Linked DNA regions of Homo sapiens: all the other regions are linked to region 1. Evidence: chromatin loops called from intact Hi-C (ENCODE). Cell type or tissue: ascending aorta. All regions are shown on one strand.

What was found. Hi-C counts contacts between places; a loop is a spot of excess contacts. Peaks named below come from ENCODE experiments on the same cell type or tissue, not always from the same donor. Only the 100,000 strongest peaks of a DNase experiment are listed, where the experiment ranks them.
Region 2: it touches region 1 in a loop (5-fold over the local background); 28 of 110 quality-filtered maps call a loop at or near these places.
Region 3: a loop joins it to region 1, with 5 times the contacts of the local background. A loop is called at or near these places in 7 of 110 quality-filtered maps.
Region 4: a loop joins it to region 1, with 6 times the contacts of the local background. A loop is called at or near these places in 98 of 110 quality-filtered maps.
Region 5: a loop joins it to region 1, with 2.2 times the contacts of the local background. A loop is called at or near these places in 12 of 110 quality-filtered maps.
Region 6: a loop joins it to region 1, with 8 times the contacts of the local background. A loop is called at or near these places in 51 of 110 quality-filtered maps.

Annotation. Positions count from the first base shown.
Region 1 is chr11:122,503,949-122,508,948 of GRCh38, forward strand. No RefSeq gene overlaps it. Among named protein-coding and RNA genes, the nearest start is that of TRK-TTT2-1, 53 kb to the right of the region's middle. RefSeq lists a silencer at 1,884-1,943. In ascending aorta, a CTCF peak has its summit at 1,997 (motif pointing left); a DNase peak (open chromatin) is centred at 1,963; H3K27ac peaks cover 930 bases.
Region 2 is chr11:122,021,910-122,026,909 of GRCh38, forward strand. No RefSeq gene overlaps it. Among named protein-coding and RNA genes, the nearest start is that of MIR125B1, 75 kb to the right of the region's middle. In ascending aorta, a CTCF peak has its summit at 1,915 (motif pointing right); no DNase peak of the experiment used is centred here; H3K4me3 peaks cover 531 bases; H3K27ac peaks cover 672 bases.
Region 3 is chr11:122,365,632-122,370,631 of GRCh38, forward strand. All of the region lies in intron 1 of MIR100HG (mir-100-let-7a-2-mir-125b-1 cluster host gene), which reads right to left. Among named protein-coding and RNA genes, the nearest start is that of MIR100HG, 55 kb to the right of the region's middle. In ascending aorta, no CTCF peak of the experiment used is centred here; DNase peaks (open chromatin) are centred at 103, 580 and 2,400; H3K4me3 peaks cover 2,960 bases; H3K27ac peaks cover 3,270 bases.
Region 4 is chr11:122,213,445-122,218,444 of GRCh38, forward strand. All of the region lies in intron 2 of MIR100HG (mir-100-let-7a-2-mir-125b-1 cluster host gene), which reads right to left. Among named protein-coding and RNA genes, the nearest start is that of MIR100, 64 kb to the left of the region's middle. RefSeq lists an enhancer at 2,206-2,255. In ascending aorta, a CTCF peak has its summit at 2,143 (motif pointing right); a DNase peak (open chromatin) is centred at 2,117; H3K27ac peaks cover 4,135 bases.
Region 5 is chr11:121,316,896-121,321,895 of GRCh38, forward strand. No RefSeq gene overlaps it. Among named protein-coding and RNA genes, the nearest start is that of SC5D, 27 kb to the left of the region's middle. In ascending aorta, CTCF peaks have their summits at 2,543 and 4,915; no DNase peak of the experiment used is centred here.
Region 6 is chr11:122,291,701-122,296,700 of GRCh38, forward strand. MIR100HG (mir-100-let-7a-2-mir-125b-1 cluster host gene) reads right to left here. Exons shown (of 5, transcript NR_137179.1): 2 at 584-703. Among named protein-coding and RNA genes, the nearest start is that of MIR100HG, 130 kb to the right of the region's middle. In ascending aorta, a CTCF peak has its summit at 2,131 (motif pointing right); no DNase peak of the experiment used is centred here; H3K27ac peaks cover 734 bases.

The DNA.
Region 1 (5,000 bases):
AATGTCCAAATACATGGAAATAAATTGAGTAAAAAGAATAAATCCAGTAATTAGTCTGGGAGTACAAAGCAGGGTTGATTTCATTACATAATCATTTCCAAAGGGAACTAGCTGTCTTCCTTTTGAATCTTGATTAAAGGTGTGCATAGGAAGGATATTCTACTCCATGTTCCTTGGGGATTTCTTTCCATGATCTGGTTTCCCTTGAGTAGTTGGTATGATTAACTGGGCTGGTTTCTTTTATAATTGTCCTGAAGCGCTTTGCATTTTGCAAAACTGCTTCGCAATTGTTTTTTTCTCAGGATGTACTTAAAAATGAATCCATTAGGTGTAGCGGGCAAGCACAGCTCAGGGAGGTGTTGTTAGCAAAGCCAGAATAAAATCACAGAAAGTCTTCCCATTTTTTTAGGGTGCTCAAAGTGCTTTTCTCAAAATATTTGCATTTCCAAAACTCAAATATGTCCAGAAGAACGGTGAACTTAGCTTTTCCTCTTTGGATTTAGGATAGAGTTGTCAGATAAAATACAGGATGTCCAGTTAAATTTGAATTTCAGATAAACAATGAGTATTTTTTTAGTATAATTAGGCCCCATGTAATACTAGAAATTCTAATAGTTCTGCATTTTATTTGCTAAATCTGGGAATCTTAACTTAGGAAGATAATGTTACTCACCCCAGAGCTGTATGAACTTTGGGCAAGGAACTTAATGGATTGAAATCTCCTCATCTCTAAAAATAAAATGTTGTACTACAAAAATTGCAAGTGCATTTTATTTCTAATTCAGCTATGATACAACATCTTTTCATCATGCAAGATTTATCTAGAGGTATAATTACGGGTCATGCAAAGAGTGCCCCATTTGGAGTAAGAAGGATCTGAGTTTGATCCCACCATTAATTAACTATGTGATCTTAGGCAATCAAATTCTTGAAATCTCGGATTCTTTATCTACAAAAATGGGGATAAGGTACTCATTATAAGGGTCAAATTAGTTGATGTGTATAGAAGTGTTTTGGACCTATGTGAAGTCATAAGCAGATTATGACTTACTAGGAAGAAGTTACTCTCAAGCAATGTAAAATGAGTTATTAGCTAAGTTGCATGGTCAGAGATCCGTTCTCCTGTATGACTCAAACCAAGTTTTCAAGCTCAGGTAAGTTCTTAAAAAGGTACCCACAAGTAGTCATTTTACTATCTTTGCTCTTTGTATTTTAGGAGACTTACGGTTCAAGCGTCAGCTCTACACCTCGGTTTCTTCAAATAGCAAATGAGCAAAAATAATACCCACTGCACACATGTATCATGAGAGCTGAGTGTGAAAACATAGAAAACACCTGGCACACAGAGTTTCTCACTAGAAATATCAGTTCCTGCTCTTCTCTATGGTTCTCTTGGATGCCTCAGTTGAAGCCTGCTCTGGGTACAGACCACTGGTGAGTGGGTGTGTTTAAGGCGCGGGCCTCTGTTTCCATTCCCCTTTTCTATGTAGCAGTTCTGTTGTCAGAGCCCAGCAGGACTAGGAAGGCCTCTTCCAATCTCCAGATCTCCCTCTATGAGGGAGCCTGAGATGCCTAACATGTTTTGTATCTTCTGATCTCTAGGGACTCAGAAGACAATAATAACCTTCCCTACCTCAACCAGATTCAAACCAGAAAGTGGCAAGAGAAAAGTCGCCTTGACCCAAAGGGGCATCCAGCCTCTCCCATTTCAGACGCAGGATAATGCAATCCAGACCACATGAAATTTCCCGTATTTGAAGACTGCCTCAGCCCTCTTTGCACCAGGCTTTCCAGCCTCTCTCCCTCTTGCCTCAGACTAAGCTCTCCCTCAACCACATTGTGTGACCAGGCCAATCCTTGGAGACAGAGAGATGTCTGCACTAGGGAACTTCCAAGCTGCCCAGGGGATGATGAATTCACCCCTGGCAGAAGCCAACTTGGAAACGGCATCACGGTGCTTTGTGAACATATCTATGGTGCAACAGTGACCTCCAGTGGCTGAGCCAGGAGGCAACCACTGCCCACACTGTCTCAGGCAACCCTGTCCTCCCGGAGGCTAGCGTACAGGATGATAAGCTCTTCTTGGAACCACTTCCCAGAACACCTATGCACAATATCTTAAAAAAAAAAAAAAAAAAAAAAAAAAAAAAAAAAAAGAGAGAGAGAGCAAAAACATAAGCCCAGAGTTACTCACCAATTGAATCCGACCATGTCACTCCACCACTTAGAAAACGTATGTGGTTAGTAGTCCCTCTATTGATCACAGAATAAAGTCTAAAGTTCTTAGTACCACAGACAGAGTTCTTTAGGATCTGGGTATGACTACCTGTCATTTCCTACAATGTCCTCTTTCATTAATACACACCAGACTTTCCCCTAGTCTCTAAATGGCCTGCTCTATTTTAAGTTGAGCAGTAGAGGGTCCTCTATTTAAATGACCTTCTTCACTTTTCTACTGGTACAATTTTCTTTTCTTTTTTCTTTTCTTTTCTTTCGTGTGTGTGTGTGTGTGTGTGTGTGTGTGTGTGTGTGTCTGTGTGTGTTTGTCAGGGTCTTGCTCTGTCACCAAGGCTGGAGTGTAGTGGCACAATCAAAACTCACTGCAGCCTTGACCTCCTGGGCTCAAGTGATCCTCCCACCTCAGCCTCCTCAATAGCTGGGACGATAGGTGTGCACCACAATACCTGCCTAACTTTTTAAAATCCTTTTTCTTTGGAAGGGTTTCATGTCAAAAATTGCCATCTTAGTGACACTTTCAGTATTATCTCTCCTTACCACTGTAGAATTAATTTTGTTTTCAAAACATACAGCAAGTGGAGTTAAAAACAATCCATTTATTTATTCAAAAAACAATAATAAGACATCTATTATAATGCCAGTCATTGTCCTGGATAGTCAGGATAACAGATAAAAGAGGCATGCTTTCTGACCTCAGAATGCATATAGACTAGTGGAGAATACATAGAGAAATCATTGCCATAAAGTATAGCAAGGAGCTATGTGCAAATTACACAACTGGCTTAAGAATGGAGGTCATCCCTTCAGCCTGTGCAAAAGGCAATTAGAGATCCTGCCCCAACAGTGAGAGGCATTGTCTGGGTCTTGAAGGAGTAGGAGTTAGCCAGGCACTGTAATCCCAGCCACTAGGGAGGTTGAGGCAAGAGGATTGCTTGAGGCCAGTTCTAGATCAGTCTGAACAACATAGCAAGACCCCCATCTCTACAAAAAAATTAAAAATTAGCCCAGTGTGGGGACGAGCACCTGTAGTCCCAGCTACTTGGGAGGCTGAGGCAGGAGGATTGCTTGAGCTCAGGAGTTTGAGGCTGCAGTAAGCTATGATCAAGCCACTGCGCTCCAGCCTGGGTGACTGAGCAAGGCACCATCTCAAGGGGGAAGAAATAAAGGAGCCAGGAAGATAGGATAATTTTAAAAGGGAAAGAAGAAATGAAGCATATTTGAGGCATCAAGTAACTTACACAGAAGCACGAATGTGTTGGAACAAGGGAGTAATCCATCATGGTTGGCACATGCTGCACAGCAGAGAGATATAGAGCTAGAATGCAGACTGGGATCAGAAGGCAGGATCAAGAGTGTAAAATGTTGGTTATGGGAATGAGGAGTCATTAAAGGCTCTTGAATGAAAGCACTATTTAGAAGGAATACGCTGGCACAACTAGCAATAGCACATAAGGAAAGCAAAAAGAAATCAAAATTAGGTTTCTTCCTGTTCTTGGTACTCAGAGTCACTGGGGTGTCAGTCCAATCTAATCTGAGAGGCTAAAGTAAGGTCAGTGAGTGGGTAAACAGACAGGTCAGGCACAGGACATAAACGGAGAAGACCTAAAACACAAGAAGAGCAGTCACTTGGTGTGTAGTTGTGAATAGAAACAAATGCCAAGGCCAGGCACAGTGGCTCACACCTGTAATCCCAGCACTTTGGGAGGCGATGGGGGGTGGATCATTTGAGGCCAGGAGTTTGAGACCAGCCTGGCCAGCATGGTGAAACCCCATCTCTACTAAACATACAAAAATTAGCTGGCTGCGGTGGCTCATGCCTGTAGTCCCAGCTATTCGGGAGGCTGAGGCAGGAGAATCACTTGAACCCAGGAGGCAGAGGTCGCAGTGAGCCAAGATCATACCACTGCACTCCAGCCTGGGTATAGAGTGAGACTCTGTTTCAAAAAAAAAAAAAAAAAAAAGCCAAAGTTTCAGAAAGTAAGAGGTCCAGGTCCAGGTGAAAATGTGGAGAAGTCCCACCTTAGTCTAGTGAACAGCACCTTGCTGGATCATGGTCACTTTGAAAGGGCTGGATCCTGACTGTCAAGGGAGAGGGTCCGATGAAGCTGCTCTAAAAAGTCTATTGTGACCCTGGAGGGCCTTCCCCCAAGGGACCAATGGAACTCCACTCATGATTCAAATATGTGTCCTGAGTATCTGGGAGATGACAGAGGCATGGGTCTGTTCCTCGGCCTCCAGATAATAAGTACTGGCTGGACGTCCTGTCGCAGGATCTATTATGTGTCCTTTCTGGACATTTTATGAATGGGGGAAGATAGCTGTCCCTTGACATACAGGTGACTAAGATATCTGGAAGACAGTATAAACTGGAGACTGCATATCTATGCATTTTTGCATGTACACATCCCAGAGACATAAGGCACACAGATGAAGACCCACGATCAATTTCTAATAGCGCCTCTCTTAGGGAAGGCAGCCGACGTAGGAAGAGGATGGTATGGACCTCCATCTCCCCTATACTGAGCTGCTATTGTTGTACTTAACACAGCATAGTGCACCCGTCTGTTCACTTATCTATTTGTTACACTAGAAAACATGCTCCTTGAAGACAACAGACACATCTCCTTCAACTAGCACAGTCAGCATTCAATAAATATTGGTTGAATTAAAGAATAAATAAGCGACCCTGGGATGGGAGAAATTGGTTATAAAGTTCCCGCAGACACCTACGCATTGGACTGGAGCACCAGAAGGTCCTGAAT
Region 2 (5,000 bases), 480 kb before region 1:
GAGGCACAAGAATCACTTGAACCTGGGAGGTGGAGGTTGCAGTAAGCCCAAATCAGGCCACTGCGCTCCAGCCTGGGCAATAGAGCAAGACTCAAACAAACAAACAAACAAACAAAATGATGCTAAGATTAGATGCTGTAATCTGATACCTCATTTAACTGGCATCATAAGATCCAGTTATCTCTGCAGATGTGAATTTCCCAGAGTAGTTCATTTTTACTACTTTGTGGCCCAACTGTTTAAGGTATAACCATAATGATGGAAGAAATCATTATGAGCATCAATTTGGATGCTACGCCTTCCTGTGGAGATGCACTGGAGGCTGTTGAGATGGGAAAGCGTCGATTTCCCGGTCAAATAATTCAAGGATACTCTGCATGCTGTGGCAGTGTTTTCTTTCAGGGTTTGTGTACCTTTCCTGTTTTTACTATCCCCTCCTTATAAATTCAGTAGTATTTTTTTTTTTTTTTTCAGATTTAGCCCTTTTGCCTGATTTTAGCCAACTCTCTTTTTGCTTGCTTGTAAATTATTCCTTCCATTTTGTCCTCTTGGGGAACTAGGCAACCACGTTTGCCTGTACGTATTGCGAGTAAAATAAAGGCAAAACCTATCTGAGTCTATGGACTCTGAATATTTGTTTAGATTGCTCCAAATTCTTCTGCTTACTTCCACTTGATTGGCCTTACTCACACAAATGCAGTTGCTACCTAAGCACTTTCATATAAGTGAGATTTTACCAAGCGATCACAACTTCTGAAAGATGGCGAGTTTTAATGCCATTTACTAGGAGAGTAATTTGCATATGGGCTTTCTTTTCCTGTATTTTTACATTTCAGAGCTCTGCTATTAACTACACTTAAAAAAAATCCTTCAGAGGAAACCAAATATGCCTTGTTCCAATTCCAATAAGGTTGCTTTCAATATTTTGAACTTGTAGTCACGGTTGAGATGACTTAATTTAAAACACATTTGGAAGCGCAACTGAGCCTAACCTATGTAGGTAGCTTCATTATTTTCTTGGAGGGGTTCACTTTCTGTTGTTTTGTTTTTGTCTAAACTCATGGCCCAGCGTTATTTATGTTCTTCTATATCTGAGATGTATCTCTAGTAAAAATAAAATAAAAGGAAAGCCGCTATTGTCAGATTGGAACGAAGTGGTAAAAACAAAAACAGAAAACAAAAATAAAGAACAGGAGGAGCCAAAGTCTGAGAAGAAAGAAACATAAATCATTGTTGTACTAGATTAAAATCAATTCAACAAACAATTATATGCACTGAGGACTGGTCCAAGGGATAAACTTGCAAAGTCTTCTAATCACATCCCTAATAAAACTCAAAGTCTAGGATCTGGCGCCTATCTACCCAGCTAGGCTGCCACTCCTCCTGGCCTTATATGTTCCACAGAAACGCTACCAAAAGCAGTATGAAGCTTCCTCAAAAAATTACAAATAGAATTACCATATGATAAAACAATTCTGCTCCTGGGCATATACCCAAAAGAATTGAAAGCAGGGGCTCAAACAGACACGCATACACCCATGTTCATAGCAGCATTATTCACAACAGCCAACAGAGGGAAGCAACCCGTGTGTCCATCAATGGATGAACAAAATGTGGCATATATATGTAATGGAATATTATTCAGCCTTTAAAAAGAAGGAAATTCGGCTGGGTGTGGTGGCTTTTGCCTGTGATCCCAGCACTTTGGGAGGCTGAGGCTGGTGGATCACTTGAGGTTAGGAGTTTGAGACCAGCCTCGCTAACATGGTGAAACTCCATCTCTACTGAAAATACAAAAATTAGCAGGGCGTGGTGGCGGGCCCCTGTAATCCCAGCTACTCAGAAGGCTGAGGCAGGAGAATCACTTGACCTTGGGAGGCCGAGGTTGCAGTTTGCTGAGATTGTGCCACTGCACTTCAGCCTGGACAGCAGAGGGAGACTCCGTCTCGAAAAAAAAAGAAAAAAGGAAATTCTGATACATGTTACAACATGGATGAATGTCAAAGACATACTAAGTGGCATGAGCCAGTCACAAAAGGACAAATACTGTATGATTCCACTTATATGAGGTACCTAGAGTAGTCAAATTCACAGAGACCGAAAGCAGAAAGATGGTTGCCAGAGACTGGAAGGAGAGAGTGATTGGGAGTGTTTAATCGGTACAGAGTTTCAGTTTTGCAAGATGAAATAGTTCTGGAGATGGATGGTTTCACAACACTGTGAATGTACTTAGTGCTACAGACCTGTACACTTAAAGATGGTTAAAATGGTAAATTTTAGGTTATATATATTTTGCCACAATTTTAGAAAAAATTTTTAAAAATTTTAGAAAGCCTACACATCCTTGCTGTTGTCATTCTGTTGCTTACTTAATATCTTACAGGCTGGATGCCTGAACACACTGACTTTGGTAAACTATCTTCAGTTTAATTATGCTAAGTAAGGCAGAAAGAGAGCAACTGACTTGCCACCAACAGGCTGGAAGGTTGCTGACAAAGCTCCACACAGAACCCAAGGGACTGGCCCCTGGCTCTGTGCAAAAGCCCCCGAGGCTTTGCCACTTCCCAGTGAATTCGTCACAGTAAGCCTGAGAAAGCAAATAGACACTGGGAAGGGGGCTGAGCTGGTTGCTTTGCTGATCATGGACCAGCCTCAGAGAGAAGACACCTGTGATGTGACTTGGCCATTGTGTCTCCTCCACAGTGCTAAGCTCCTGCACTTCCATGCTTATTAAAAGTTATAATTCTGGAGACGAAACAGGGATACACTCATCTGGCTGTAATTCAGGACTGAGAAGAAAGCCTCACCTTCACCCTACCCAGCAAGCCTCCTCCCGCCTTCTTTCTCCACCCAAGAAATGCAACAAACTACTCTGTCGGGGATTTCTTTCCTCCCCATGACTGTTCTCTAATGAAGTGCAGGTGCGCGTGCAGCCAGTGGAGAATATGAGAGGATGGGGCGCCAGGAGGGGTGAAGAATTTCCTGAGAAATTCAAGCCCTTAAATCGCTTCTCTTCCGTTAGCCAAAGAAAGTTTTTGGTTATATCAGGAGGTTGGCAAAGTTTTTCTGTAAAGGGCCAGATATTAAATATTTTAGACTTTGTAGTTCCCCTGACAAGTATTCAGTTTTGCTCTTCTGTGGCAAAAATGGCATAAATAATATGTAAAAAAAAATGTGTTTCAATAAAACTTTATTTATGGACACTAAAATTTGAATTTCACTATAATTTTCATGCGTCTCAAAATATTATTTTTTAATTTTTCTAAATCATTAAAAAATGTGAAAACCATTCCTAGCTTGCAGGTCATACAATAAAACAGGCGGTTGGCCAGATCTGGGGACTATGGACTGTTGTTTGTTCACCTCTGGTTTGAATATTTATAATCTACCTACTTTTAAAAAATTAATGTAGCTCACGTGTTCTTGAGAGGAAAGGCAATACTATTTATGGATAATTTGTTTAACGCAATTTAGCATAGCATGATGGTGAAGAGCATAGCTTCTGGGAGCAGAATGGTTGGGTTTAAATTCCAGCCCTGCTACTCACAAGCTGTGTGACCTTAAGTAAATTACTTAAACTCTCTGAACCTGTGTTTCCTCATCTGCAAACAAGCTGACTCCAACAAAATCTACCCAACAGAGTTGTATGGATTAAATGAAATAGTATGTGTTGAGGGCTTAGACTGTTGCCTGGTGCCTTGTAAATGTTAGATGCTATTTGCTATATGATAGCATTATCACATTTAATCCTGCCAAACGGATATTATCACCATGTGATAAATACAAACAATAAATTTCAAGTCATTTAGGCAGCTTGCTTGTTGGGGGTCAGAAAACACTACCCCAAAGCCCTTTGAGCTGAAGGAGATTGAGAGGGCCTAGGAAGCAAGGTCTCTCTGACCTTCCACCACGTTCCTGTGCGAGAGCCAAACAGAAAGGAATTCTCTGTCTTACCTTTCCTGCAAGTAGATCGTAAGACCCTCATGTGAGAGATGAACCGCCCTGTATCTGGAGGAAAGAAATGCAGCACAGAGAGGCCGAGAAGCGTCTGAATAAATAGGCCTCTCTCAGCAACACGCTCCCGCCCCCCACAGTTCATTACCATAAGGCTCTGCCCCTTTCTGTTGTCCAATCACATTTCTTCACACTTCTTTCGTCAGATTTACCGTTTCGTCAGATTTACAACGTTTTCCCTGGATCTTTGGGGTTTTTTTTATTTCTGAAGCCTCCTGAGTCACAAAAAACTTTTAAAATAAATTTGTTATGCTTTTCTCTTGTTAATCTGTCTTTTATTATAGGAGCGTCCACCATGTCCCTTGCAGTAAGTGAAAAAAAGTTATTTTTTTCTCCCCTCTGTGCTCAAGCTTCAAACAGAAGGGTGGTTCTAACACAGCCTATCTGCTGTGGTCCAGGCTCTTTCCTTCCATTCAAACCAGGCTGCCTCACTGCTCCTGTTAAGACTATTTCTGTAGCTTGTCATGTTGTTAATCACATATTTGCTGACAAATCTCCTTTCTCTTTTTGTTCCGTGATTCTTCTTTTGTTAGGTCTTCTCTTCTATTCCCTTCAAGAGTGCCGCTTCCTCTATCTCCAAAACTTCCCATTGCTGAGGTCCAGAATGTCTACTTTTTTGTCCTCTGCAACATTCCTCTAGTGTCTCCTGCAGCTTTGACGATAAACAATCGCCTTTTGCAAATGTGTCCCACAGCTCCACGTCTCCAGGTGCTACACAATTAGATGCTTCCAGAGGGCAGAACGTGCTAGATGGACTGTGACATCGAGTTGACCTGGCTTCACATCTCAGCACTGCCTCTCATTTACCGGAGGATACTGGGAAAATTGTGTAACCTCTCTGAGTCTTGGTTTAGATATCAGTAAAATTGTGATAATAATAAGAACCCCCAGCTAAGGTTGTTATAAAGTGAAACGATGGACATAATGCAAATAGGAGGCTTATTCATTCATTCCTTTATTTATTTGCTCAGCAAGCATCTATGGTG
Region 3 (5,000 bases), 140 kb before region 1:
AAAGAGTTACAGCATGCTCCAGAATGTGCACCTCCTCTTTGCCAACGCAGAGACAAGGTGATGAAAAGATCCCTGGCTCCAGACAAATGCCCTCAGCCTTGCAAAGCCTTCCAAGAGGCAGCGTCCCAGAGTCCAGACTGCAAGTGACTTGCATGCGCACACACACACACACACACACACACACGCTCACACACACTCTTCCATGGAAAACTGTGCTCTCGCATCCCAGAAAAGGTTTGTTGTTTCAATTAAACCTCATCAATGCCACATGTCAGAGAAGAAAGAAAAAAACAAAACAAGACTCAATTACTTCAGCTATCTCCTTAGGGATTGATCTGTATCGAATAAACCACCATCTACACATGGGGAGAAGCTTTTACTTATGAAAAACAGAGGCAGGTGCAGAAGAGCAGCATTTGGTACTAAATCAAAGCTCTGGGAGCAGAAGGAAGTGGATTTAGACGCATCCACTTAGCTCCTCCTGATATCTAACTTGCAGGGTGGGGAACAGATCACAGCCTTGGCTGGGTCTGGCCTCTGCTTCCTGGTCCCCGCTGAGGTCCCGTCCCACTTTGCTCACTGCTTCAGCTGCCCGGTAAGAACAGATGGACAGAAGTTAAAAGAGCAAGGTCAGCTCATTGGCTAAGTCTCATTTCACACCCTGCCCCACCTCTATCATCCCTTTCTGGGACATAAAGATGAAGAAAGCAGGGCAGGGGTGTTGCTGCATTTGATTCTGGCTGAAACTATGGTCGTTTCATTTACATCCCCTGAATAGCTGGCGAGTCTGATTTACACATTGATAATATGTGATGCTTTGTATTCCAGCAAATATTTAATCCCTGACGGATCAATAATCCTCGCCTGGCTGTTCTTTTTTGAAAAGAAATAAATCCCCTTTTACTCTTAAAATTCTTGAATAAAATTAAAGTGCTTTAGCCTAGGATGCACTGCTCCTACACGAAGCCATGTGGTTTCATAACCTCAGTCCTCAGATGTTTTTAAAGGGGCCACCTTTGCTAACTTGATATTTTCTGAGATCCTAACATCTCTCCAATGAGTCCTCTGTGTTATCAGTTGATATTATAAGACAGCCCTTTAAGGCCTGGTATACTTTTTTAAAATTAAAAAGTAAAATTATTAACCTAAACTGAATCAGTATGTACATAGCATGCAGTATTTTTTTGCATTTTTTGCTTATATTCACCATGGCAGTCTTGATTTAAATTCTTTATTACAAACCTTTCTATAAACCATTTCCCTCCAAAACTACATTTTTAAGAAAACTCTATTCCTACACAGATTCTTAAAAAGCTATACTCCCGTCTTAGAGTTAAATTTGAATATTTTGAAAAATGCACATTAAACGTGGAAAGAGATGGCTCTCCTCTCTATAAGGGGCTCCCAAGGCAGCCTCAAAGCTCACCAAAAGTTCCAAAACAACATCCACAACAAAACAAACTCTCTTTCATCTCTGGCAGCAACAAAAGCAATAACTTTCACCAAACCTACCCAAGCCAAGAATTAATATAACACAGAACAACACATCCACATTCAGACCATTACGGCTACATCAGCTCACCACAATATTTGTTTAAAAAACACATAATTTGTGGTAGAGAGAAAGAACCTTTCATACAAAAAGAAGTTCTTTCAAATGCAAATTAACCAAAAGACATATTTTCCCTGTGTTTGGGAAATCACTCCAATACATGAAAAACATAGTTTTTGTGTGGAAAAAAAAAATCAGTGTACACCCACTAATTGAAAAGGCAATTACATTAGCTGTAGATTACCTTAACAGTTAAGAAAAGTTAACTCCTGGCTCCATAAGTCTTTAAGAACTTTATTAGCATTTACTGACCTAAGTAGTCTTCAGTTCCCAGGTAGCAAAGTTTCTTTTCTTCTCCACTGAAATGCTCATATGGACACTGAAGGACATTGTATTACTGAACTGATCGGAAAAGAATACTGTTTCCATTCTTCTGGAGGAAAAAAAAAATGGAAAGAAAGAAAAGAAAGATGGAAGGAAGGAAGGAAAGAAAGAAGAAAAAAAGAAAGAAGGAAAGAGAAAGAGGAAAGAAAGAAAAGAAAGGAAAGAAAGAAAGAGAGAGAGAGAGAGAAAGAAAAAGAAAGAAAGAAAGAAAGAAAGAAAGAAAGAAAGAAAGAAAGAAAGAAAGAAAGAAAGAAAGAAAGAAAGAGAGAGAAAGGGAGAAGGAAAAGCAAGGCAAAATGCAGTCTAATCGAGTATTCTTCCTGGTGGGGAAAAAAAAGTAAATCCACTATCCTGGAACGAGTTCAAACATAGCTTGACAGGCTCCAGGAGAATTTACACTGAGCATGCTTAGCCCCGCACTGCTTGCATGAGACACTCTTAATGAATATTACTTCCTTCCCACTGGCTATTCCTGCTGGAAGTCCACACCCACCCCTCTTTCAGAAGTCAGGAATTTAGCTTCAGCCAAAGTCCAGAAAACATGCTTATGCGGAGACAAGGCCTCACCGATCCATAAACTTTCAGGTTGTGACCTGCCGGTCAGTTTGACAAATAGAACATAGGGGTGAATTTTTTTTCTGCCCTTGGTTATGTTGCCAGCTTTATGCCTGTCCTAAACTGCAGTTCCTCTGGAGAAAAGAAAAACAGACAGCTTTCTTTCTGAAGAACATGACGTCCTCAACACCACAGTAAAGACCTTTCCTGATCAAGCTTCCAAACTGAAATCAGAATAAGGGTCATCTGCATATTAAAACACAACACTCGATGATTTTTAGCTTCTGGATAAAACAAAAGTCCTACCCCAAATGTATGCTTTTTGATAACTTACATAACACCTCTCTCAAAAATGCTGCATGCCAAAGCACTCTCTGAAAATATGTTCAAAATCCAGCTTTAACCTGCTATGTTGTCTAAACATTGGACTTGTATACATTTAGGTCACACTAAAAACTGACTTTCTTTTTCAAACAATGCTTTCTCTTTCCCTAAATCCCTCTGTCATGTTTAATGACAGGAGACCTGAAATTCTGAAAATTTAAAAATAGATTACTTTTCTGACAGTCTGAGAAGGCAAGATTCTTGCTCTGCCAAAAAATCAGGGGAGTGGGGAAAGGGGAGGATAAGCAGGTGAGGGCCTGATATAGACCGCATAGTAAAAGAAGGGCATTTTAGATTTTAAAATTAATAATAAGGTACTTTTTTGTTGTCCATTTGATATTTCTAGGGTGCCATTTATATGTATCAAATTACAAGTTATAAATATTATTAAATACTCATTTGAACTGTAATGCTTATTTGCCTAGACACACACACATACATGCACACACAAAAACACACACCCCAATTTGTGGTTTGAAAAAAATGATGTCACAAAGCATCAAAAGGCAATAGAAATTTTCTAAGTCTCCAAGAAATATGGCGTGCCCAGTGTCTAATACAAAGCCTGCCTGGCCAGCATTGATTCTTTGGATTAATAAAGGATGCATCTATGAACCTGATACGTAAATCCGTTGCCTCTCCATGCCTGTAACACTTTACGCAGCCCACTGCTGAGCTGCCATGATATGTTCTCCCTATGGAAGATCTTTGTAGCATAAAATACGTCTTTGCCCACTATTCAATAAATAAAATCTCCGCAGACATATTTTCCTTGTGGTAACTATGAGCTTTTTGGAGACTTTAGGCATGGTGGTTGTTTTGTTTGTTTTTATGCTTTGCCTAAGGGAAGAATAAAATGTAGCCCCCTGCCCCAAGTGTGCTTATTTATATTACAAGAGCAAACTAAGTTTTCAGCAGTTAGACGAAGCCCAAGAGAAATCAGGCTTTGAAAGGCTAAGTAATCCTCGTGACCACACATAAGGTAAGTATAAAATAGGAAGGACATTTATTCATTTGACTCAAAGAGATTGCCTAGAGACAAGGTCCCGCAACACAGAGTACAGGGACCCTTCTCTGTAGACAGCTTACCTCCCTGCCATCGGGGTGCAGTTTCTTTTGTCTCCTTCCATGAGGATGACTCTCTCCCCTGAAGCTAAGGGGAGACACAGAAGCCTGTGTAGGAAACACAGGAGCCTGAGTAGAACCATGCTGTTTCCAGCTTGAATGTTAAAACCACTCTGTGTAAAGCTGAGATAGTCTTTACAGTGCCATCACACTCATTAATTCAATTAGCAAATATTCATTGAGCCCCTACACTGACATTCATTTGGGTGCTGGAAATTGGGACGTGACTAAGACAATGTTCCTGCACTCAGGGAGTTTACATTCTGGCAATTAGATGTTTAATGGAAAACATTAGATGTTTAATGGAAAAAATTCAAGATGTAGGCTGGGTGCGGTGGCTCACGCCTGTAATCCCAGCAATTTGGGAGGCCGAGGCGGGTGGATCACCTGAGGTTGGGAGTTCAAGACCAGCCTGACCAACATTGAGAAACCCCGTCTCTACTAAAAATACAAAATTAGCTGGGCGTGGTGGTGTATGCCTGTAATCCCAGCTACTCGGGAGGCTGAGGCAGGAGAATCACTTGAACCCATGAGGCGGAGGTTGTAGTGAGCCGAGATTGCGCCATTGCACTCCAGCCTGGGCAATAAGAGCAAAACTCTGTTTCAAAAAAAAATTCAAGATGTAAATAGTAAATACATTTACAAACTGTGATAAGTCTAAGAAAGAACTAAAAGGGAAATGATGAGAAAGAAACAAGCCATGTGTGTTGGGGGCTGAGGGACAGAGCATCAGGAAAATGGAATAAATATTTGGGAAAATCATTAGTAACCAATCCAATATAAGTTAAAATGAAAAAAATATGTGGCATGGCTGGATTAAAGCCTTGAATGCAACACTAATGCATTTGGATTTCATATGGTATATAATGGGAAGCTATTGAGGGCTTCTGAGAAGAATTATTTTACTAATTTGACTATGACTATTCTTTATAGCAGTTTGTAGGATACACTGGGGATGAGCATGAAAAGACCAAAGCTTTTGGAAGAGCCAAGATTGGCA
Region 4 (5,000 bases), 290 kb before region 1:
GGAGGGCTCAGGTCTGCCGCCACGGCTGCACTCTTTGTTTTCCCGCAGATTCCGTTCTCTGATGGTGGTCCAGGGCACCAAGGACACCAGCTGCCATGGCTGGGATTGAATGACCTCCCTGGGGTGGCTGGGAACCCCCACTCCCATAGTGCCAGCCCAATGGGCAGGATACCCAGTGGAAACAGGCCATTACTAACAGGCCTGCCATTTCGAAAGTGCCTCTTTCTGGGAAAATTGACTCTCAGAGGTTCCCACCCTGGGAAGGTACAGTGAGAAATAAGAAGCTAAATTACTATGCAGTAGCCAATAGTTATTCCCCAGGGCCTAGAAAGTGACTCTGTGCCCCTCAGCCTCAGTTTCCCCACCTGTACAATGGGGCTAGGTACAACAACCTGTTGGAACTCAAAAAGTAGCTGCTGTGAGAGAACTTATCAGTAGTAGTTGGTTTGTTCCCTTTGAACACAAATATATCAGATCTGATGCATCAAGGATATGCCAGTCCTGCAGCTCCCTGAATGTTAGAGCACAGAGGCTGCTTAATGGATCATGATCCTTGGATGCAAATGAAAATAAGATTCCCTCTTTTACTCTTTCCCTCCTAAGTCTATAAGAGGCTGTCCTAACAAGGTGACAAGCTGAACATGCAATAGAAAACTGAGCCCCTTTAGGCTGCCAGAATTGTAAGACATTTCTTGTGGGACAACAGCATTTCCCAGATGACTCAATTCAGAAGGACTAAAAGGAGTTTCTGTGACCTGAAGATGTTTGTACATCAGCTAATCTAGCTTTCCACCTTTGCTGGAATATGCTGACTGCATTTATTTCTCTAGATATCTCTCACCCAATAGTAAGACTCAGTAGAAGCACTACCTCCTCCAGGAAGCCTTCCCTGACTACACAGCTTGAATTAGTGCACTTTCATATTCTCCCACAACACCCTGGGCACATATACTTCTCTCTTAGCAATCAGGAAATTATATTGAAATTGTCTGCTTGTTAGTCTCTGTCTTCTTGGTGACCAGGTACTATACTTTACAATCTTTTTTACTCCAGTATCTAATACAGTGCTGGCATAATGCAGGAATTTAATAAGTGTTTATTGAACTACATGGATGTGTATCTCTCTCTAGAGTATTTGCTAGCATAAACCCCCATTTGTATTTTATAAGGGTATCCCATAACCTCTGCTCTTAGGAAGTTCTATCTCATATCTAACTCAGTTCTCTCCTGCATGCATATATTTCTCTTTTTTCAAACCTTGGGAGACCACAGCCGGTCACGATCCTCATTCTTATCAGAGTGATCATAGAAATCACAACTTGCACTCATCATTGTTTTTCTCTCAGGTTCAGCTTTATTTTTTTTGGTCTGAAATCAGGAATGAACTTTCACAGTCTCAACTCTGGCCATTTTTCCTTTTAACAAACAAATAGAAAAGAACTTCCAAGAATGATTTTGACCAGATAGAGTCTGCTCCTTTTAACAAGATTGTGTGAAGCACCTACTGTGTGCCAGGCTGTGTGTGATGGAGAGGGAGCAAATGCATAAGTCCCTGACATCAAGAGATCTTCAACCTAAAACAGAGAATAATGGGGGTACTGAATTTAATTCATAAAAAGTAGCACCCCACTTTCTTGTGATCCCTTGGTTAGAATCACCAACTTTTATGAGTTTGTAGAAAAGCCCAGAGTGCTAAAAAGTAAAAAGCAAACATTCCATTTCTGAGCAATTTGGGAGAAACTAAATTTGGCCCAGTCAGGAGACACGTTGGGGAGTACCTTAAAGGATAAGTGTCAAGTGTCTGTTGACATTTCTAAAGAAATCCATTTGCATTTTCACTGCTAAGGAGAGGCCGGCCTCCACTGGCCACACATTCAGAAAGCTGGCAGGAGCCACTGGTCAGCAACCCCCAATCAAACAGGCTTCCTCTTTCTGGCCAAAGAGCTCAGGGTCTGCGTGACTTGAGGCAAGTCATCCAGGGACATTTGGGATTCTGATCTAGTGAGCCAGTGAAGACGGTACAGATAAGGCCCAGACAGAAATCTGGCAGCCTAAGTAACATCTGGTTGGTCTGAGGTTTGGACTCTGGCTGGGGCCGGGAGCCCAGGGCTGGCGACTGGGGAGCCTGCACTTGGAGCTGGTGACAGCAGGTGGCGCAGGAGCGCAGAAACCAACCTTCAGTGGGCCCTGAAAGAAATCATGGTGTTAATGCCACCCCAAACCACAGCCAAGCAAGGCAAAGGCGACCATGTTGTCCTCAAGTCCTGAAAAGGGCAAATTGCACAGATGGAGCAAAGAACCATAGATGGGCAATTCTCCGGTAAAGAAAAGCCAAGGTAGGTCGTCAGAGATCTAGGTAAAATCCTTCGATGGTCAAGGACTTCAGAACTTTAGGAAATGTGCAAAGAAAATGAAAGAGAAAGACAACACATAACATTAAGTTCAGGAGCAATATAAGAGCTCCTGGAGAGGAAAGGCTCAAGTCACTTTGAACCCTTAGGGCAGCTGATGAGCCAGGTATCATTCTCCAAATAGCCTCTCCTTCCCTCCAGCAACAAAACGCAAACAGAATATTCACAACAAAAACCTCACCTATTACAGTTAGTAAAGCCTCGAAAATCAACATTTTTAAACAAAAAATGGAAATGTTATCTCCTTCTTAAAGCTAGTAGAAGGCACCTTCTTGTTGCCCCAATCTCTGCATAAGTTCTCCTCCAAAGCATATCACTGGGGGAAGAAGGGAGAAAGTTCCCCTCCAGTAAGTATCCAAGGTTCTTCTGTTTGTGTGCCCAAAATGGGACAAAAAAGCATAGTCCTACTTATCTATTTACCTAACACCATAAGTCGAGGAATTTTAAGCAGCTGATTCTAAAAGCTAGAATAAAAGCGTTACACACAAGATACGAGACAACCTCCCTCCAAAAGATAACGGGCACAAGCAGTAGACTGCTGAGATATGCAATGGAGAATCTTCCCTCATCCACTTAAGCAGTAAGGGTTGGCTTTGGGATAAATCTCAGGGAATGCAAAGAATATTACTTATTTTTCCATTTGGTTTACTTTCATGTTGTTACTTCTCTCGTGGGAAGTAGATGCCTAAGCTCTGATGTATATAAATCCATTTTCAGTGTTTACTTAAGTACATATACATACACTATAGCAAAATGTTGCTTTGCTTGAAAAATCATTGAAACATTTGATGTGTTTGCTCTCAATCAATATTCTGCAAAAAGCATCTGGGTTCGCTGCTCAACTAGGACAGTAGACAAGTCTGGAGTCTTTTCCATGAGCCACCTGCCACTTGCCAGCTCTATGGGGTCCCACATCACAGTTGTCCCAGTAGCAGACAGTATAAGGGCTATGTGATTTAGGCTGCAACAAAGGGTGATGACAGAACAGAGAAAGGCAAGGTGAATTCCCTCTGAATGTGACCAGAAAGGCTTCATGGAGAAGGACACTCCAGTTGTTTGACTACTCCATGCCTTTGGACATGTTTTTTTTTTTTTTTTTTTTTTTTTTTTTTTTGCCTGAAATGCCATTCCTCAACTCCCACCATCATCCTTTTGGGGGAATTTCCAGTTTCCTTCAAAACTAAGTTCTGATGTTATCTAGAGCCCTCCCTGACCATCACTTTGCCCCTTAGAAGTCCTATACAAATCTCATTCCAAATACATGGCACAGGAATGATGCTTGTGTCTTTGTTGTTGTCTTTATTATAATATTCACTCACCAGCTGGGAGACTCCTTTTTTTCTAATTTTTTTTTTTTTTGAGGTGGAATCTCGCTGTGTCACCCAGTCTGGAGTGCAATGGTGTGATCCTGGCTCACTGCAACCTCTGCCTCCTGGGTTCAAGTGATTCTCCTGCCTCAGCCTCCTGAGTAGTTGGGATTACAGGTGTATGCCACCACACCCAGCTAATTTTTTGTAATTTTAGTACAGACAGGGTTTCACCATGTTGGTCAGGCTGGTCTCGAACTCCTCACCTTGTGATCCACCTGCCTCTGCCTCCCAAAGTACTGGGACTACAGGCGTGAGCCACTGCATCCGGCCTTTTTCTACTTCTTAATGGTTTCCCAGATACCTCTCCCTACAGCTCCTCCCAACTAAGTAGGGTTGCCAAATAAAAACAGAACTGCCCAGTTCCATTTGAATTTTGAACAAACAACAAATAGTTTTTTAGTGTAGTATGTCTCAGATACTTCATATATCATATTCTCATTTGTTAACTATGGCAGTCTTATTCCTGAGATCACTGAGTTCGTGCCTTGTGCCCCCTCCCCGCCCTAGGGCAACCATTCAAAGCTTCAGGTGCACTTTCTCAGCATTAGCCTCTCTCCCCAGCCCTCCAGAAGAAAGGTGACACTCCTTGCACACACTGTTAGCAGCCTGGAAGAGTCATCTAAGGTCAGTTTCAGATCCATTTTGAGATTTTTTCTTTTTCTGTCCTGTATTGGCTGTATTTATTCAATAGAAGTCAAGTTTAAGTGTTTCAATTCAATATAATACCACTTGTTCAATTAATTGTTAAATAGGAGAATATCACTTACTTTTCATTTAAATGTGGTTTAACGAATTGCATGAATTACATGACTAAGACACTTTGCAATCTGTTAAATCCATGTTGAATTTCAAAGTATGGCAGGCTGGGTGTTGTGACATTTACCTTTTCAGCTCCTACTGTCTCTTTCTACCATTTCTCTCCTGCAGAAAACAAGGGAGATCCAGCTGGGAAGGCAGAAATCTGCAGAAACACATCCAATCCTATCAGAGTGCCCATCACCGAGAAACACCTTTAAGTTAAAGTTGCCCACTTTATTTCACTATCTTGTCAAATGGAGCTTTAAACATGAAAATAGAAACATCTTGGATTCTTTTAACAAGTCCCTTCTACCAAGACTAACATTGTTTTCCATTTACATCCACTTCCCAGGGCGAAAAATGGCAAAAAGGATAATTTGTAACAACGCTGCCCTACCTTTTTTCACTTCATGACAGGCAC
Region 5 (5,000 bases), 1.2 Mb before region 1:
GCTTGAACCTATAAATTCTGTTGAGCCTTCCTTGTCAAGAGAAAATTACGTAGTAGGCAAGGTGTATTGGGGGAGCACTGTTTAGCAGAAAGAAATATGGCATAAAATTAACATGGGTTCAGATACTTGTTCTTATGTTTAGGGATTAAGCATTTCCAATATTGTAAATAGCTGCCATTATTGAATACCTGTTTCATGTAATGTATTTTGCAGAGACGTTTACATGCATTGTTTCATTTAATCTTCCCCCAAAAAACATGGGCAAATTCTTTACATTACAGATGAATACACCTGAGACTGGAAAGGTTAAGGTAATTTGCCCCAAATTACAGAGCAAATTAGAATTTGGCAAAATCAGAATTTGAACTCGGGTCTCAAACTCAGGTCTGTTTCATTTCACAGCCTGTGATTATGCACTGGGGTACACTCCTATAATGTAAAGATGAACTGAAATAATATTTGCAAAGCTGTGGTTGCCACTGTTTTTATTCATTCTAACCCTGGTAACTAAAGCCCTATTTCATATTTTACTTCCCTCAGGTGATGAGGATCTTCAAAATCTGTTCAACTCTCAGTACTCTAAACCTCTTTCCCTAGGTTGAAGCCTGTATAATTCATTTATAGGTAGGGGTGAAGAACTAACATATTAACTCTTCAAGAACATTTTATGGAATCACAAAAGGTTAGACCTATCTAGGATATCAAGGATCATGAGTTTGACCTTTTACTTGCAGAGGAAGAAACAAGTTCAAAGAGAGAAGTTGAATTACTCCTATGAATAGGCTGGAATAATAACTCTGTTGAGAAGGTTAAGAGAAGGACAAAACACTAAAGCAGGTGTTCCCATTCCCCCTAAAGGAACTGTGCTAATGATATCATCCAGGGCAACTTCAATTGTAAACTCTGTTGCAGTGCTGGAGTTGTAAAAAGTAACCCCTTGATGAGTGTGAAATCATCAAGGATTTCACTGGATAGTTATGGATAATCCTTACAAAATTCCATTGTTCTAAGTCCCATCCTACAGGAAATTAAGGAATCTGTTTATCAGACTTCTGAGTGAGGAGCTAGCATGGGAAGTTCCCATTCCCTTAGGGGTGCCAGGCTTCCAGCTACTTGAGTAGCAATTAGAAATTGGGGCCAGACGCAGTGGCTCATGCCTATAATCCCAGCACTTTGGGAGGCCGAGGCGAGTGGATAACCTGAGGTCAGGAGTTCAAGACTAGCCTGACCAACATGGAGAAACCCATCTCTACTAAAAATACAAAATTAGCTGGGCTTGATGGCACATGCCTGTAATCCCAGCTACTCGGGAGGCTGAGGCAGAAGAATCGCTTGAACCCGGGAGGCAGAGGTTGCAGTGAGCTGAGATCACATCATTGCACTCCAGCCTTGGCAACAAGAGCAAAACTCCGTCTCAAAACAAAACAAAAAAGAAAGAAAAAAGAAATTGGGTGTTTTTAGATACGGAAAGGCCTCTGTAAGGGCCCAGCCTTAGAACTTAGGACTAAGAATGGGGACTTAAAGCAGCATGGAAGTGTTTTCTCTCTTCATCTTCCTGTTTTCCTTTCTCAGTCATTCAGTCCTAAAGCCATCAGGTTGGGTCAGGCAAGTAAGACGTCCACATTGTTGATGGCCAAGTGGAGGAGACCCAGCAGGTTGAGGAGGACTTTTGTGCTTTGCACACTGTTTAGTATATACATATTACATTTCAAGATAAGTACAGGTCTAAAATACAGATCTAACTGATCTTTAGAAATAATGAAGGAAGAACTCATGGGGTGCCGTTTCAGATAAGGTGGTCTAGGAAGCCCTCTCAGAAGCTAACATCTGAGCAGAGACTTGAATGAAGAGGAGGAACAGGCCACATGGCATCTGAGAGAAGAGCATTCAGGGCAGATTTTTGGTATGTCTGAGAAGGAACAAAGGGGCTACCTCATAGAAACTTGGAAGGTTATAGAAATGGGAGGAAGATGATAATGAGGACAAAGGTGAGAAATGTCAGGAGGCCAGAAGAGACAAGGTGTGTTCAGGTGTCTTGGGACACAGAAGAGTGAGCAGAGGGGCTGTGAGTGACGGAGAAAGAATGTGAGGTGTAAAAGTTGAAGACAGCACAGCACTGCAAGGTTGGGTAATTCCTGGAAGTAGAGAAATCTTCTGATCTATATCTTATGGTAGTCAGAGCGCCTGATCTTGGTGGTCACTATGTTAACTGCACAGCTAACATCCTCTTCCAGTCTTTGTTCCCCACGTGACAAAGGAAAGGCCAAATTTTCTGTCTCCTCCTTTTCTCATGGAGTGGCATTTCCTATTAGACATTAAATATTTGAATGAATAATTATTGATAACTCTATAAGACACTGTTATTAAAATTATAGTCACTTTGAAAGGCTAGATGAAAAGTAAGTCTAGATTCTTGGGGAATATTCACTGTTATGGACTCTGAAATTGCATCTTTCCGGTGGGCTTTTTCCTCCCCTGTTCTGTTTGTTTTGTTTTGTTGTTTTTCCTGGCTGAGGCTGAGCAGTTTCTAGGATCAGACTGTAGGTGGAGCAGTTATGCTTTTCACCCGTGCTGTAGCAATAAAAGCAGAAGCATCCACATTTCATGTCTAGACAGAGGACGTGCATGGAATCATAAAATCTTCAGACTGGAGGGATCCAGAAAGGTCATCTACTCCCTCCCTTGTCTTTAGAAAATTGTGCTCCTAAACCAGCCTGGTGGTGATGCATCCTCCCTGCCATGTTCCTTTCAACTGCATTTAAAGCTCCACCATCCCATTCCTGGCCATTTATTTTAGGCTCAACACAACAACAAAACACAAAATAACAGACTTCAAATATAATCAAGTATGTGTGTGTACACACATGCCTTCCCCGTGGGACAAAATATCACCCTGGGTACTGCAGGGTCTGGATAGTTCTTTACATTCTGATGCTTTAGTAAATGTTATCTATGGATTCTCGTCAAACATTTTGTTTATCTTAGGTTAAGATTTCCTTGTGTTTTAGGCCCTGATACAGAGGGGGAAAAACACCAGGTAAATATCTTTACAAAAAGGCAGGATTGAAAGTCAGTAGGGCAAGATTTAGATACAACACCTCCATAGGCCCCAGGAAGACCCATGCCCCATGACTTATGTCTCACCCAGAAGGATGTTTATGGAAAGATTTTTCTCAAGTATGTGAAGCTGGTTGCCCTGGAAGTTTTCCTATGAAGGTGTTGTCTGATATCTAATCCTTTTTTTCCCATTCAAAATCACAGTTTGTTTGTTTTCCTTTGGGAAAAACCTAGATATAGGAGCTAATGAGCCCACGTTTAGGGTTTAATAAATATTTTTTAGAGGTTTAAAGGACAATGTTGGCCAGGCATGGTGGCTCACGCCTATAATCCCAGCACTTTGGGAGGCCCAGGTGGGTGGATCACTTGAGGTCAGGAGTTTGAGACCAGCCTGGCCAACATGGTGAAACCCCGTCTCCCTACTAAAAATACAAAAATTAGCTGGGTGTGGTGGCGCATGCCTGTAATCCCAGCTACTTGGGAGGTGGAGGTTGTAGTGAGTCGAGATCATGCCATTGCACTCCAGCCTGGAGGACAGAGTGAAACTCCATCTCAAAAAAAAAAAAAAAAAAAAAGAAAAAGAAAAAAGAAAAAAAAGGACAACGTTTGTGATCATCTATTAATCATAATATTCAAAGCAGGTTTCAGAGTATATGTACAAACTACTCAGCCGGTCTGAAGACAAAACAGCCAGGAGTTGTTTGAATCGGATGTTAGACACCTTTTCAATGAAACTCACACTGCATCCTACACCTGGAGATCAACACAGCTGCCTGGATGTTGCAGCCTTTTCCTCCACAACTTTATGGAAGAACCCAGTTGCTATGAATGAGCAGGCTGGTTTGGAAGCAGCAGTTGATAAGCAAATGGGAGACTACCCAAGGGCGACCCTCCTGAAGGGATGTGAAAATTCTCAAAACATGAATCCTCAGATAATGTTATTATCATTTAGGTACATTCTTTCAACAAATAATTTTGATTACCTGGTGTGTATCAGGTGTTGTGCTAGAAGGTAGGATAAAGCAGTAAATAGTTAAGAAGGAATATCAATAAAGTATAGTGGAAATTTGGATAGGAAATCTATGGACGTGCTACGAGATAGTAAGTTAGCAGGAGGTAACATACCCTAGGGAAAATTCTCCCAAAAGGATGCAACGCTTAACCAGAGGTCTGAAGGTGACAGGCAGGAAGGCCAGTAGAAGAGGGTTCTGGGTAGAAATAATTGGTTGAAGGAAGGTTAAGAGTGGGAAGAGCATGGACCATTCAAGACACTGAAGGAGGTCCAGCATGACTGGAATGTAGAATTCTAGAAGACTGGAAAGAGATAGAGGCTGGACAGCAAGGTGAGCCAGATCCTGGAAGGCTTTGTTGTTCCTGCAAAGAGAGTTGGTTTTATCATAAACGCAATGGGAAGACACTGAAAAGGATATTCTGTGAGGTGATGGAATCAGGTTTGTACATGAGAAGTATCACACTGACTGCCGTGTGAATGGATGGGTGCCAGGGGGATACAGATTTGGGAATTAGCCGGTATAGATGTGAATAAAAGCCAGAAGACATGGCCCAGAGAGTGTGTGCCGAGTGAGAAAAGGGACAAAGATGGAATCCTAAGGAATATGGAAAAGTCAAGGAGAAGAAGAGCAAGTAATAAACTGAGAAGGAGCCAGAGAAATGAGACTAACCAGGAGAAGGTTGCTTTGCAGGAACCAAGGGGGAGACTGTTTCCAGAAGAAGGAAACTGTCAGTGGTGACAAATGTCACCGAGAAGTCAAGGAAACTAAGGACTGAGGAGCATCTCATGCATTTAACACAGGGAGGCGATGGGTAAGCTTGATAAAACCAGCTTCGGTAGAGTGGTGGCAGCAGAGGCCAGACTACAGTGAAGAAATACGATGACTGGTTGGGGAGGGATGGAGATGGCTCTTCTGGAAGTACAGTTCCAA
Region 6 (5,000 bases), 210 kb before region 1:
GTGGTGATGCTAGCACAACAGTGTGAATTAGTTTACAACTACTGTACATACAGTTAAAAATGGTTAAGATGGTAATTTTTATGAATTTTTTTACCGAAATTTTAAAAATATACAAGTACTACACTCACCATTATTAGTAAACTCACCAGATGCCAGCATAGGTCTCCAGGGACTATATTAGGTGGAACCCCTATAGAAATCCACTCAAAAAGAAATCTTCAGATTCTATTGAAAGTATAATATGATATACTGAGAGTAAAAGAGAAGAAGCTTTGTTGAAAAAAGCTGGTAAACTGCAGAGCCCTATCTAGTCTTTTTTGGAGACCATAAAGCTCACTAGAACGTTATAAAACCAATAGTGCTAAATTTTTCCATTAATAAAAATCATTTTAAATGCCATTTCCATCTCTATAGAATATACACATTAGGACAGACAAACATTAGTTTTTGCCATTGACCATTGAGAGGCTGTGCTTCATGGTATGTGGCAGGGGCATGGGTACTGTTTGCCAGGCTTGGGGGATCTTTGTTGTTATTTGGTACATTTTAGAAACAAACGTTAAACTCGCTGGTAAGGACTTACCAGTTGTACTTCCTCGAGGAGATACTCTAGATCTTAGTTCCTCTTAGCAGTGAAGGTTTCCTGGAATGTCATAGTCTTGGAAGGAGGTGAACGATTGGATGTGTAACACCGGGATCTTCACTGAGAGTGAATACAAGAAAAATCAATTATCTAAGATGCAGGTAAAATAATTTCCCATGACCCCAACATTCATAGATGTCATCCAATCTATCAGTGCCTTTAAAAAGCCACAACTTTACTCAGAGCATTTAACAAGCTCTCCTTTTATGTCTTCTCTTTGCTGGATACTGTGAGAGGTTAGGGGTATGCATAAACAAGATACAATCCCTGTATTTGATAATCTTACATCCTAGAGTATGACAAAGCATAAAGAAGGAATGACAATGTCATTATATAGGATATATTTTGGTTTCATCTGCATAAGCTAAAGAAAGCACACACACCTCCCCTCACACCACTTTCCAACGAGACAGCCAAAGCCTATAGAAACGAAAAAGTGAGTCAAGTAATGCCACTTCATGCATTTTGTCCAATGAGGTGACTGTCTGAAATCCATAGTTTCTGATGCCCAGTGTCCCCCTCATGAGATGCCCCATCTCCATCTGAACTTGGTTGGAGCCAGAAACTAAGACTGAGATTGTAGTCTCCCATCCTCATTCAAGCTCGTGAGCCTCCCAAATAGGAAACACTCCCTGTCCCTTGGCCACAGAATAGGCAGCCACTTGATCAGAAAAGCAAGCAGCCAGCTAGTGCAAATGGCAAATCCATCAGCACCATTATCCAAATGGTAAGGTTGGCAGTATTGTCGTCACAAATTAAAAATGACACATCACAACAATTACATGGCTTCTCACTGCCTGACATGCTGGTTCAGCCTAATTCCCAGACTGTTTCAGACACCCAAACAAATTAACACGTTTTCTAATGATATAAAATTGTGTTGCTCTGTGTGTGTGTATGTATGTGTAAACCTCCATACAACCACATCATCATCAATTAAATATTTATCAGAGTTCCACTGACCTGTGACAAGCATCAGCAATTGGCCCTTGGAGCATCAGTGTTGGCTATTTTTTAAAGCCAGCTTCTAGCCTCGGTCAGTGGAACATGTTAAACCTCAATGAACAGCTCTCACTATCTTTTGTACTGGATCCATACTCCAGGCTGAAGGAAGCTTTTAGAACCAGCAAGAACCAGATGGCCCTCCAAGATCATTTTTGAATGTTTGGATCTGAGTCATTTGTATGCGGAAGCCTTCACAAAATAGCAATCTGGGGAACATGCTCCAGGCTGAGTCCAGCTTTCCAGACAGCCCATCTTTGCCTACAATTGAGAAGACAAGCACAATATTGTAGGGTTCCACAAAAATATTGCAGCATTTATCTATATGTGTAGCACCAAATACATGGAGTGTCCCAGTCAGGCTGTCACTACAATGGTAGTTCGCCACCGCTCTTCCTCCTCACTCCCCCTAATTATTTTTCTTTTTTCTATTGTACCTACAGTTTCTCTTCTAGCACAGGCATAAAGCCATCTTTGCAAATCGGCCAGCAGAGGGTACTACAATACTGGTGCAATAATCCAAATCACAGCAAATTTACAGCTGAAAAAGATTTAGACAAATTAAAATGGGCTTTGGTTTTATGATGTGCTTGGAGCTCCTAGCCAGAAATAAGAGAGTGGTGGGATGGAAGAGATGGAACCAAAACTGGTAGACAGGGACTGCTCATCAGAGGAAGAGGCAAGGCAGCAGTGTAGGTTCAGTATCACTAATCCGGGGGTGAGGCAAACCTAGATTCAAAAGTGAGAAGGAATCAAAACTAAGGGGTCAACCGCTTCTAGGTATTCACCCTAGAAAAACTTTTTAAATACCTGTATGTGAATATTTATAACAGTTCTATTTATAATCGCCCCAAACTAGGAACAATCCAGATGTCTTTTAATCAGTGAATGAAGAAACCAAGTGTGGTATATCCATACAATGGAATACTACTCAGGGGTAAAAAAGAAGAAATTATGAATACATACAGTAACAGGGATGAATCTCAAAGGCATTATGTTGAGTGGTGGAAGCCATTCTTAAAAAGAAAGTTAGATAAATATGAGTCCATTTAGATGACATTCTCAACAGATCAGCAATTGCCAGAGATTGGGGCTGAAGAGAAGGTATAACTATAAAGAAATAGCATGAAAGAATTCTTTGGAGTTATGGAAATGTTCTGTATTTTATTACTGTTGATGATTACATCAATCTATACATGTGTTAAATTTATAGAAACAGTACACCAAAAATTAATGTCAGTGTTTCAGCTTAATGTAAAATTGTTTCATTAATGGTATGCTAAATTTAAAAAAGAAAATTTTAAAAAGAAAAAAAAGACATTAAAAAAAGATGGAGCCTGAGGGCAGAATGGGATAAGCAGATAAAGAGTGAGGCCAATTTGAGGTCTCATCAAGCATGTATAGAGGAGGTAAATTATGAGAAGACAGAGTTGAGTTGAGACTTGGAGGACAGACTAATAGGAAATTGGTGAGAAGATCAGGTTCTTCACACTCACTTTGTTTTTGTGAACAGTGGTGTTTCACTGAGTATCAACCAGCAGCTTGAGCTGAAGGGACCACAGAAGCCACCTGGACCCACATGGTGTTGATGGACAAGAAGGTCACCAGTCAGGGTTGGTGCAGGACCAGAATCTGCCCACCCTAGGAGCCAGCATCTATGCTGGTGTAGAAAAGAATCAAGTTAATTCTAGGAGCCATCATCATGACAGTATGGACAGCCTCAAGTTAATTCTTCACCTCACTCGCTGGTAGGAATAGGCTCATTATCTTTGGGCAGGGGTTTAGTTGAGAGAGGAAGTGATAAACAAAACTAGATAAATGTAATCTAACCCTCTCATTTACAGATGAGGAGCCTGGGAGAGCAAAGCAGTGTGAGTTCTCCAAATTGCACAGCTTATGAGTGCCCTTCAGGGTTCTGTAAGTTGGCCCTGGACCAGGGACCAGGAATGGTATTTCTTCTCATCTGCCTTAGGTAGGTGAGATTGTGTTTTATATTTAAAAGATAGCAAGACAAACAATGGTGACTCCATAGCATGCCATTAGAATCCATTGAAAAATATACTACCTCCCTTCAAACCTTTGTTGTTGTTCTTTTCTCAGATGAATTGCTCGAGAATTCCTGTGCCTGATTCTTATATCAGCCTTCTCTTATTCTATCCAATGATTAGACTGCTGATTGAAAAAAACAGTCCAAGAGTTCTTATCTATCAGATTGCCTCCTATGTCTATCTACGTTTTTTGTTTCTGTCTAACTTTGGAGAGCTCAGAAGGAGGAGGACAGTCTCACACTTTGCAATCTCACTCTTAGATTGAATGGTATGCGAAAAAAGTCCTGGTTGAGAAGTTGAGGCACAGGTTTTGCTCCATATTTGCTGATAACTGCATGTGAGATTTTAGGTAAGTCTCTTCCTTTCTCTGGGCCTTAATTTCCTCCTCTATAAAGTGAGCCAGTTGGATTTGAAGATCTTAAAGTAATTTCTAGTCCTACAATGTTTCACTTCTATGTTTAGTCTTAAGTGTAAATGATAAATACTTAAACTGATGCACAAAAGAACTGATAATTTTCAGTTTAATTCAAAAATATGTACTTAGAGTCTATTTTCAGGCTATATACTAGCCATGAGGGATATTAAAATAATTAAGAAATAAACCCTGCCTTTAAGCACATACAATCTATGGATTAGAACAAGAGTCTGGAGTTAAAGGTTACAGATTCAAGGACACTGCTCTACTTGAAATGACTCAGACCATTTATTTAACCTCTCTGAACCTATTTCTTCATCTATAAATTGTGAATAATAATAGCTCCCCCTGGGAGTGAAGAATAAATGAAAGTATATTAGTTTTTATTATGAAGTCATTCATATCACTATCCTGCCCTCTTGAAACAGCATTTTTCTTTCTCGCCCATACCTTTTGGCAAATGATCTCCATTTTTAATCTCTCAAAGCTGAACAAGCTATTAATACTTTCAGATGCAACTCAAGTTTCACTTATCCGAGAAGACTTATCTGTCTGCTCCAGACAATACAGATCTCCCTTGCCTCTGGTTTTCTGTTGCCAATGTTTAACACTTCTATGGTACTGTCTATTGCTTCTATTCTATTGCCTCACAATTACTTGGGTATTTATGGTTTTAAGCTCTCTTGAACTCCAGTTCTTTATATTATCAACTGCCTATAGTGACTTCAAATTCTACCTGTATCAAGTAGAATCCACAATTATTTCCAGAAACCCTACTCCTCTTCTTGGGCTCATTTCAGTTTATAGTATCTCAGTCACTCAAACTAAACACCTGTTTGTCATGTTTCCTCTCCATTACACCCTCATCCAATCCATCCTATGTAATTCCAAC